2 separate regions of the Homo sapiens genome follow, and region 1 is linked to region 2. A link is an interaction called in ENCODE POLR2A ChIA-PET data of the cell type or tissue named here. Cell type or tissue: CD4-positive, alpha-beta T cell. All regions are shown on one strand.

Region 1 (5,000 bases), 180 kb after region 2:
CATTATAAGGATGGGTCAACATTTATTCAATTATCTAATGTTGGACATATAGCTCCTTCTCGGTCTTGAACCTTACACACAACATTAGCGTGAAGAACCTGTGAATTTTTTTTCTTACAGTTTCTCTCTTTGGTGTCATTCTTATAGTCAAGGTCTCCCCACCCAAAGATCAGATAAATATTCACCTATAATTCTTTCCAGTCCTTTTATGGTTTTAATTTGTTATATTCATATATTTAACTTGACTGAATTTCATTTCAGTGTGTACTTTAAAAAAGGGGAGGCTTTATCCACTCTCCCCAAATGGCTTGCCATTTGTCCCAGCAACATTTAATACCTAATCAATCATTTTTCTACTGGCAAAAAATGCCTATCACAAATTTGTGGGGGGGGTTCTTTGTTTTTGTTTTGTTTTGTTTTTGAGATGAAGTCTTGCTGTGTTGCCTAGGCTGGAGTGCAATGGCGCAACCTTGGCTCACTGCAACCTCTGCCTCCTGGGTTCAGGACAGTCTCCTGCATCAGCCTCCGGAGCAGCCGGGATTACAGGCATGTGCTACCACACCTGGCAAAGTTTTTTTTATTTTTTAGTAGAGATGGGGTTTCACCATGTTGGCCAGGCTGGTCTTGAACTCCTGACCTCGAGTGATCTGCCCACTTCAGCCTCCCAAAGTGCTGGGATTACAGGTGTGAACCACCACACCTGGCCTACAAATTTGTATGTATCTATACTTTTGACAGTTCATGGAATTTATGATCTGTTCTATTTATCTATTTATTCTGGTGCCATTATCATAATTTTTCAGTTATTGTGGCTTTATTTTCTTCAAAAATGTCCATGGCCATTATCTCATATTTATTCTATGTGATTTACTTCAGAATCATATATTTTGATACACTGTTTGCTCATATTGTCATTTTATAATGTTAACTAGTTTTACAGTATTTTTTTCTGGGTTTTACAGTATTTTTTTCTGTTAGCTTATCTACTTTCCCCCTAAAATTATCATGTATTTAATCATGTCTAAATAAAAACCAAAGGGGAACAGAAGAAAATTCCAAAAAATAATTGTTGGTAGACCTGAAGGTTGCCCCCAAGTTTTCAGTTTATCTTGGTGATATCCATGTACCCATTCTGTGAATGTTACTGAATCCTAAGGTAGAAAGAGTCTCTACCTCTTCTAGGCCTGCTTTTGATCTCCAATTAGTGGGGTCTGTAGTGGTCTACTAGCATTTGTTAAATTCATTTCTCATGTCATCCCACCAATTGTCTCAGGAAGGGAAGACATTGGCTGGTTCTTGGTGTCTTCCTGAAGTTGGTCTGTCCTTCATGTTATATCAGATAAAAACTTCTCAACACCTGTAGAATGCAACGGACACCACTTCCCTGCCAGCTCCCTGTTTTCTCCTTTTCCTTTTCTTGGTTTATGGAGTTTTCTCCTTACTTTCCTTTTTCTTTGTAGTTTTTATCGGTTTTTTCCCTTACTTCACCATCTTCCCAAGAAATCTTGAGTTAGATCACTTTGTGGAACTTAGTATGAGCAAGCTATACCACTAATAAACATTAAAATAATGAGATAGCCTAAGAGTAACTGCTCAAAGAAAATGAAGACTATCCCCGAATTCATGCATGACCATAGCATGTATTTTGAAAGAAGAAAGAAAACATAGCAAACCTTGCCAATCAATAAGCAATTTGCCGATCAATAAGTAATTTCCCTGTACTATTCAATGCAGGCAGATCTCCACAGTGGGCAGATACAAGAGTTTTTTTTTCTTTTACCATGGGTAAAATTTCTTTTATTTGAGAAAGTAATGTGTATACATAGTTTTAAAAAATAAAGACAAAGAATATACAGAAAAGATCTTCCATCCATTCCTGCTCTGCACCCCTCTACCATCTTTCAGTATTCTCCCTAGAGACAAGCCCTGTTATTTATCTACTGGTTTACAAATAGAGAAATCTTTCATTATCCCTCAAATTAAAACTGATCAGCATATTGAGATGATATGATGTTGAGAAGATACAGTATTATTGTAACTGTTAAGAAAAGCTAGAATAATATCAAAGGTATTGTAGTGGATAAAACTTAGGCAGATGCACAAAAAAGATGTACCACCTCTCCCTTTTTATTAATGAATATGAAAATAATTTATAAATTACTTACTCAAACAAACATTTACTGAGCATCTACCATATGCTAGGGACTGTCCTAAGTGGTATGGACAGAAAATGAAGCAAGACGTACTCCATCTATTACCTTCCATTTCATTTTATTAAGATAATTGTTAATAACAGCTGACGTGTTATATTTTAAGTGCTAAATCAAAATGTCATTGCATAAAAGTCATTTGCAAATCAAACGGAACAATCTGAGCACAGATCTAAAACTCGTAATGCTTCCTTGGATCCTGGACCATAATACTGTACTTGTGGTAAGCTCAGAGCAGGAGGGAATAGCCTGATGACAAATTACCCCTCATCTTAAATGTTCTAACATCCCCTATACTGTCAGTCGACCTTGGGTGTGTTCACACACAATAGCACACAGGAAGACGCGAAGGTGACGTGGCCTTCCTGTTTGGGCAAGGCATAATCTTAACATAGAAGGTGCCTGTTGCTCATTACGGGCAGAAAAAAGAGCCATTATCACTTACAATTGGACAGACCTCTTTGACTTTGGCAGGGGCCCGCCAACCTGCACACCAGAGGCACACATAGGGAGTGAGGGAGGAATGTTGAGAAGTGATTTCCCAATGGCCCATCTCTAAGGAAGTAGTCTCTGTTTTTTCAGTTCACACTTTACCACAATGCTTACCTTGTGCCAGGCCCTATTCTAAGTGCTTTTCATATATTTACTCATTTAATGCTCACAACAGCCCTATGAGGCAGAAACTACATTTATTCCCATTTGACAGATAAGGAAACTGAGGATCAGAGAGGTTACGTATCCTGGCCAAGGTCACAGAGTTAGTGAGCTGTCTATACAAGCCACATGGAGTGAGGTTCTGGAGATGGAAGTTGGGGTTAGTCAGAACAGATGCCTTAAAATGTCCTTGTCAAAGTTGCCTCTTCTATGCAAAATGATAATTCTGAAATCAGCAACCTAAAAAACAGCAGCCATCTATTATGACCTCACCACTGTGCTATGTGTTTTATAAATGAAAAGCCCAATCCTAACAAACCCTTTAAAGTAGGGACTTTAACCACCCATTTTATAGATTAAGAAATTAAGGTCTGGAAAGTAACTTCCCCTAGCTAGTGAGATCTGAAGCCAGGATCTTAGCTGTCTGACTCCAGGACCCATGCTTTTTTCATTTCACTGTAGTGACTATGTGTGAGTGAGAAATTCCAACATCATCACAATCAGAAAAATAGTGGCTCTGTCTACTCTGATGGTTTATGCTTGTGCTAACACAGGCTGTCCTCCTAGTGGGGAGAAGTCTTTGGCACAAGTAATTAATTTACATTAATGCTTAGCTCTCACTCCTATGTAGTATTCATATTTGACACAGTACAATTTTTCTCATTTTCAAACACAGATTATTCACACCATACATATGTAGCAGATAATTCAATAATAAATTGACTGTGATCAAACATTTGGCAAAAGCTTGAGAAGTCAAATAGTTTTTAAAAAGTCTGATATATCCTTAGACTTCCAAATTGTCTCCATTTTAAGGTTAGAGCATCTAAAAGCAAACCCAAGTACCTGTTTTATAATATTATAGCCCCCTACAGAAATGCCTCCACAAGTTAGGGCACTTTAGAAACTATAGTGAACCATCTGAATGGTTTTCTAAAACTATCCTTGAGGACATAGATTATTGTGTTAATCAAGGTTCCCTGATCCTTTTGTTTAATAACAGAAAAGAGGCACTACCTTTTCCTTTTCACTCGTGCATAGATTATTGTGTTAATCAAGGTTCCCTGATCCTTTTGTTTAATAACAGAAAAGAGGCACTACCTTTTCCTTTTCACTCGTGCTAACATGAAAATATAAGAGCAAGCATTAAGGCCTAATTGTATAAAAGCTGTATCATGTCTCATGTGGTAAAAACACACAGTCCCTGTTATCCCAGATGTTCTCTGAAAGTTTCTATACCTAATTATCCTATTTACATTTTAAACATTGTTGTTGCTTTCTTTTTCAAGTAGGTGAAGTTAGAAATAAAAAATAAATATTAAACTTTGATATATTTATTAATTCAGAAGTTGGTCAATCTAAAGTTCAATAATCTATGAAAAATTACCAAATTCACAGTACTCAACAATAAAAAAGAACCAGAGAAGTAAAGACCTCTAATGAAATGTGATTGGTACATCTGCCCTGAAGAGAGCTTTTTGAAAGGAAGGAAAGGAGGGAGGGAAAAAGGAAAGTTGAAGGCTGCAGACATTTCTAAGTGGATAGACTAAGTAGGAGAAAAGTTAATTACCAAATGGTTAAAGTCAAAGTGTAATACTGGGACCTGGAGACCTGGGAGACTTCTGGATTAAACAGATGAACTTACGTCTGCTCTCCCCTCCTTCTGAATCACCATAAAATGATAGCCCACAGTGCCTGGGCCTTGGAGAACCCCAGGAGATAGAGCCTAGGACCTCAGAACGGCTGCAGAAGGGCAGAAGACACTCCTTGACCCCTCTCTATCCTTCAAAGTCCCATCCCCTCTCTCATCCAGTGGAAGACACAAGACTTCCTATCAAGTGAGACTGAACTACAGGCAGCACCAGGGGCAGTAACACAATAATGAAAACGCCTTTCCACTAAAAGAGGAATTAGGAGGAAACAGAGACAAAGCAGAGATCAGAAGAAAAGTACAGAGGGATAATACTGCATTCATGAAATAAAGTACAGAATGCTATTTTCTAAAAGGAGGTGGGAACATTCAGAGAATAAAAAAGAGCTCTTGGATACTAAACTTATGATTGCTGACATTCAATAGAAGAATTGGGAAATACAGTTGAGAAAATCTCAAAATAGACAGAAGAACCCAAACAAACA
Region 2 (5,000 bases):
CATACTGTTAACGTTGGGTATATTGTGTTTTATTTAACCATCTCCTTATTGTAGACCTTTAGATGATTTGATTTTCTTTTGCATGTATAAATATCACTGAACATTGTTGAATATAAATATTTGTCCTCACCTTTCTTTGAGACATGAATCTAGTAGTAAGTTTATAGTCAAGGATATTAATTATTTTAAGGCTTTTGAGACAGATTGAGTATCTCTTGTCTAAAATGCCTAGCATCAGAAGTGTTTTGAATTTTGTCAGATTTTGTAACATTTGCAATATACATAATGATGGGACCCAAGTCTAAACATGAAATTAATTTCTGTTTCATTTATACCTATACATATATGCTAAAGGTAATTTTATACCCCATTTTTAATAATTTTATGCATGAAACAAAGTTATTACTGCATTTCCTCTCAAAAACTAATAGAAACTGTGATTGGTCACATGAGGGTTTTTTTTAACTTGTGGTGTCTTGTTGGCACTGAAAGTTTCAGATTTTGGAGCATTTTGGATTTCGTATTTTCACCTTAGGGATGCTCAACCTGTACACATATTGCCAAATTGTTTTTCAGAAAGGTAGCTTGCTTGCAGTCCCACCAGTGTAAGAGAATTCCTGGAATGAGCCTGTCTTTGAGTCAAAGTCAGTGAAATGTTAGGTGCCAGTATTTTGGTTTATTGATTAGTTTTTTTTTTTTTCTGTTCCACAATTCTTTTTTTGACCATTTTTTAATGATCACTTTTATCAAAATATTAGGAGGAATAAAAAGATGGTAGGGAGTTAAAGTGAGTTTTGACAGTGTTAATAAAAGCTTTAGATCAGAGATTTAGATTATTAAAATTCTCCATAACTTAATATTCTGTTTTCCTGGGCACAATAAGTAATTGTGGGTTGGCTTTATTTATTTTGGAGTAATTTCTATACACCCAGCTTTTGTTTAAGTCATTACTTATTATGTGAACACTTAATGCTGGAGTTGTCACCATACTAATTTTTAAGTCCTACTTACACGTAGGCAGAAATGATGACATGCTTAGCATTTTTCATCACTTTGACCAAGAGGCAGAATCTGTTTAGGAATTTCATCTGTGTTGCTGGTCCAGGTCTTGTGGCTTGGATGTTAATCTCTTCCTCTCTACAAATACTAAGTACTGTACATCAGTTAATGATTTGCCTAACTCCTGAGTACATTCAGATTACTTGATATATGTTGGACTGCAGCTTGTTTTACTTAGAGCAAATAAAGATTACTTAAACCAGTACTTCAAGGATTCTGCATTGGCAACCAAATCATTGCCTCAAGAAACTGGAACAGGCTTCTCACCATGACATTCCTAGTCCCCTCAGCGGCCCCTAGCCCATCAAATTGATGAAAACGAAGAACATACTTTAGTAAGCAGCTACCTTGTCTTGGAAAATGCTTTCTTAGAGACTCAGGAGTACAAATTGCTGGAAAGAACATTTCTAATAATAAATGACTTTAATCTGTTAATTTGTAGATCCCATCTTGATTCCATCCAGTGATTGCAGACTGGTAACTGCATAACCACATAGTAATACAACCAATCCAGTGAAAAACTCTGAATTCTTTTACAACTTAGGGCCTATTGACCTGTTTATGGTTCTTATCTTTGGTTTATAGCTTATATTAATAACTCCTAGGAGGAGGCATGCTGTCCTTAAAAAGTGAAATATTGTTTACTTTTTTTTTGTTTTGAGACTGAGTCTCACTCTTTTGCTCAGGCTGGAGTGCAGTGGCGTGATCTCTGCTCACTGCAACCTCCACCTCCTGTGGTCAAGCGATTCTCCTGCCTCAGCCTTCCGAGTAGCTGGGACTACAGGCCCATGCCACCACGCCCAGCTAATTTTTGTATTTTTAATAGAGATGGGGTTTCAACATGTTGGCCAGGCTGGTCTCAAACTCCTGACCTCAAGTAATCTATCCGCTTTGGCCTCCCAAAATGCTGGATTACAGGTGTGAGCCACCACGCCTGGCCAAAATATTATTTACTTTGAATAAAGAAAACAGCAGTGGTGACTGCATGATAGGGTTGTGTTTATTTTGCTTGACTTAAAGGTTATTCCTGGAAGACTTAGTTTACTGTCTTCCTTTCAGCCTATACCATTTTTAAAATTTTAGCAGTAAAATCAGGTTGGTAATATCATTGAGAGAGTGTTAATTCCTTTACTTAAGTTGGTTTTTCTATAGATGTACAATTTGGTCTACTGTTTCTCAGGAAGGATTACAGTTTTCATTTCTTGGTATGTGTAAAATATACCAGATAATTTATATGTATGAGAAGCTTAAATGCAGTTTTAGTGTAGCTTTGCAAAAACTCAACTTTTAGTTGTTTGTATTAGATGGATATACTGGCATATATATATATATATATGTATATATATATATTTAAGCATTTAATATGTTTGAGAGGAATATTGGTCGTCTGATTTTGGAGGAAAACTTATATTCTAAATGAAATGTTTATTATAGATAAGCTATAGAAGTAGTACAATTTTTGTGCACAGCCCTTTTTGTTCAACTCCTCTACTTTCTCATGCCATGGATTGGTTCACAGTGGTATCCAGGCAGAGCTGCCTTTGTTGAGCATACTGTTTTGTCCCTACCTCTCTCTAAGAGGTGTGAGGAAGAGGCATTTGTTTGATGTACAGATGAGACTGCAATGGTGATGATGTTGATGAAAACCTAAAAGTGAGTTTTAACAAGAATAACAGGGTGAATTCCAAATTGATAGTAGGTTTAACAGAAGCTGGTTCTACAACTGTTTTCAGCAGCTTGCAAAACGTGTGTAGGGCCACCCACACTTCCTTCCTCTTCTCCAGCCACACCCACATGCTTCAGTTGCTTCTGCTGTCTTCAGTAGGAGAACATCAGTATATTCTTGCAGCACATAACAGTACTTGTTTCTCAGACATAAGTTTTTATATTATGAGCACTCTTGGCAAGTTGGCCTATTTCATTTAGGTCCAGCCTAGTTATATGCCTGTGCTAAATAAAAAGGTTGCTCTAGAATGGCCTATCTAGTGGTTGCTGTGTAAAGACATGTTATCTTAGCTGTATAGTCATTTAAAATATTGATCTAGAAGAACTTAGTGCATGGGAAAATGTTCAGTTTATAAAATAGAGGAAAAAGTAGTTATCAAACTTCATGTCGAAAATCTTAGCTTTGTAAAGAACTGTTAAGTATAGAGGATGTACACTCGGACCTGATGAGAAGTCATCATAGATGAGCGTATAGGTGATTTTTACTTTCTTCTTTGTGCTTTTATGCATTTTCTAAACTTTCTAAAGTGAAAGTCTTGTATTAACTTTTCCAGCTTGTTTTTTGGAGAGAAGTATTGTGAAAATAGTTACAAATCTCTTTTTACCCTGACATCCCCCCAAGCCCGTAAGTATTATCCCCATTTTATTTTTTAAAATTGTGTCTGGCCATATATTATGAATAGAAAATAATTTGAAAGAATCTATACCAAAATGTAAAGCGATGTTATCATAAAGGGTGGGATAATGGATTTTTTTTTCAAAATTCCTCCCCCCCTTTTTTACTAGTCTGTATGTTCTAATTGTAGTTTTCTCCTGAATTAAACAGATTTTTCTTTCATAATTGTTTTTGAGATTTTCTGTAAGAATATATTTGATGTGAAAAAATGTAAAGGAGTATTAAGTCCTTTTTGAAAAGCTAAATTTGATAGAAAATTATATTAATATCATTTTAAAAGCAAATACTTACATTTTGTGAGATATTTTATTGAAAAACCCCCAGTCTTTGATGCCTAACTAGAGACATTATTTCCTATACCTTACAGCACTCATTTTCAATTTATTTTAGGAAACTGAACAGCAGTTCAGTTTCTGAACTGGTCTATCTTATGAAAGCAAAAGAGAGATAATAGTTTGGTGAATTCATTCGCTTGAAGTAGGGTCAGCAACTGAAAGAATTTCTGCTTGGATGGTGGGAACGTCGTCTGTAACAATGATGGTGGTGGTGGTAGCTGGTATTTACAGAATGCTTACTCTGTGCCAGGCACTATTCTAAACACTTTACCTATATTAAGTCGTTTGATCCTCACCATATCTTATGAGATTGTTTTCTTATTACTAACATTTTCTAATGAAGAAACTGACCATACAGAGAGGTGAAGGTAACTTGCTGAGTTCCTTTGGCTAGTGATTGGTGAGCTGGGATTCAAATGCAGTTGTTGGTCTTTAGAACCAGTACTTATTACTGTACTACCGCACTGCTTTGCCACAGAGACTAGGGATGAAACAGGGGCTGCTGGAAAAAGAGAAGCAGGCAAGGATAGTGGAAGGAGCTACTATATCCCTCTTGGAGCTGAAGAACCAGTCAGGTAGGCATCCCAGGGTTCATCTGTCACTAGATATGGACCTGTGCCCATGGCTTTGCCAGCCCTGTGTGTGCTGCAGAACTGTTGCTCCACATTCCCTCATTCCTGGCAGGACACTTGCTTTCATATCCAGAGGTCAACCACCTTTCCTCGTCCTTTCACCTGTCCTATCTTGTTTCCTCCATTCCCTTGCACTCCTTTTCTCCCAAGTGCATTTGAACTTTACCTGGACACCTCTCACCATTAGTGTATAGTGTAAATTATCATGTTGGCATAATGTGAATGTTTAGGCCTCTCTGTTATTCATGTAATAGTTTATTTTCATGGGAAGACCTGCAAGGCTACCTTGGTCAGTATTCCCTCATTGTGCCATGAAGTTTGGATATAAGTGATTTGCTCACATTCCTTTTGTTTGTGGTGATAGTTTCTTTGTTACTATCAAGTGACAGTCCTCGGATGATGAAGGTGCTTTGTGTGATCCCTAATGCTGGCATCATAAGTGATTTCCACTTGCCTTCTAGAGGACAGTGTGTTGTAAAGCTTGCCGTCCTTGGCTGCTATAGCGTGAGGGTTTCATGAGCCTTTAGGGGCTCCTAGAGACTGGGTGGTTTTGGTGCCAGGCTGAGCATGATT

The links. ChIA-PET counts read pairs that join two places held together with the same protein. Peaks named below come from ENCODE experiments on the same cell type or tissue, not always from the same donor. Only the 100,000 strongest peaks of a DNase experiment are listed, where the experiment ranks them.
Region 1: POLR2A ChIA-PET joins it to region 2 with 5 read pairs; 4 of 35 experiments call an interaction of 5 or more read pairs at or near these places.

Annotation. Positions count from the first base shown.
Region 1 is chr3:43,475,196-43,480,195 of GRCh38, forward strand. The region is part of intron 11 of ANO10 (anoctamin 10); the gene reads right to left. Among named protein-coding and RNA genes, the nearest start is that of SNRK-AS1, 130 kb to the left of the region's middle. RefSeq lists an enhancer at 3,552-4,124. In CD4-positive, alpha-beta T cell, no CTCF peak of the experiment used is centred here; a DNase peak (open chromatin) is centred at 2,556; H3K27ac peaks cover 2,295 bases.
Region 2 is chr3:43,294,039-43,299,038 of GRCh38, forward strand. All of the region lies in intron 1 of SNRK (SNF related kinase), which reads left to right. Among named protein-coding and RNA genes, the nearest start is that of SNRK, 10 kb to the left of the region's middle. In CD4-positive, alpha-beta T cell, no CTCF peak of the experiment used is centred here; a DNase peak (open chromatin) is centred at 2,793; H3K4me3 peaks cover 2,357 bases; H3K27ac peaks cover 4,609 bases.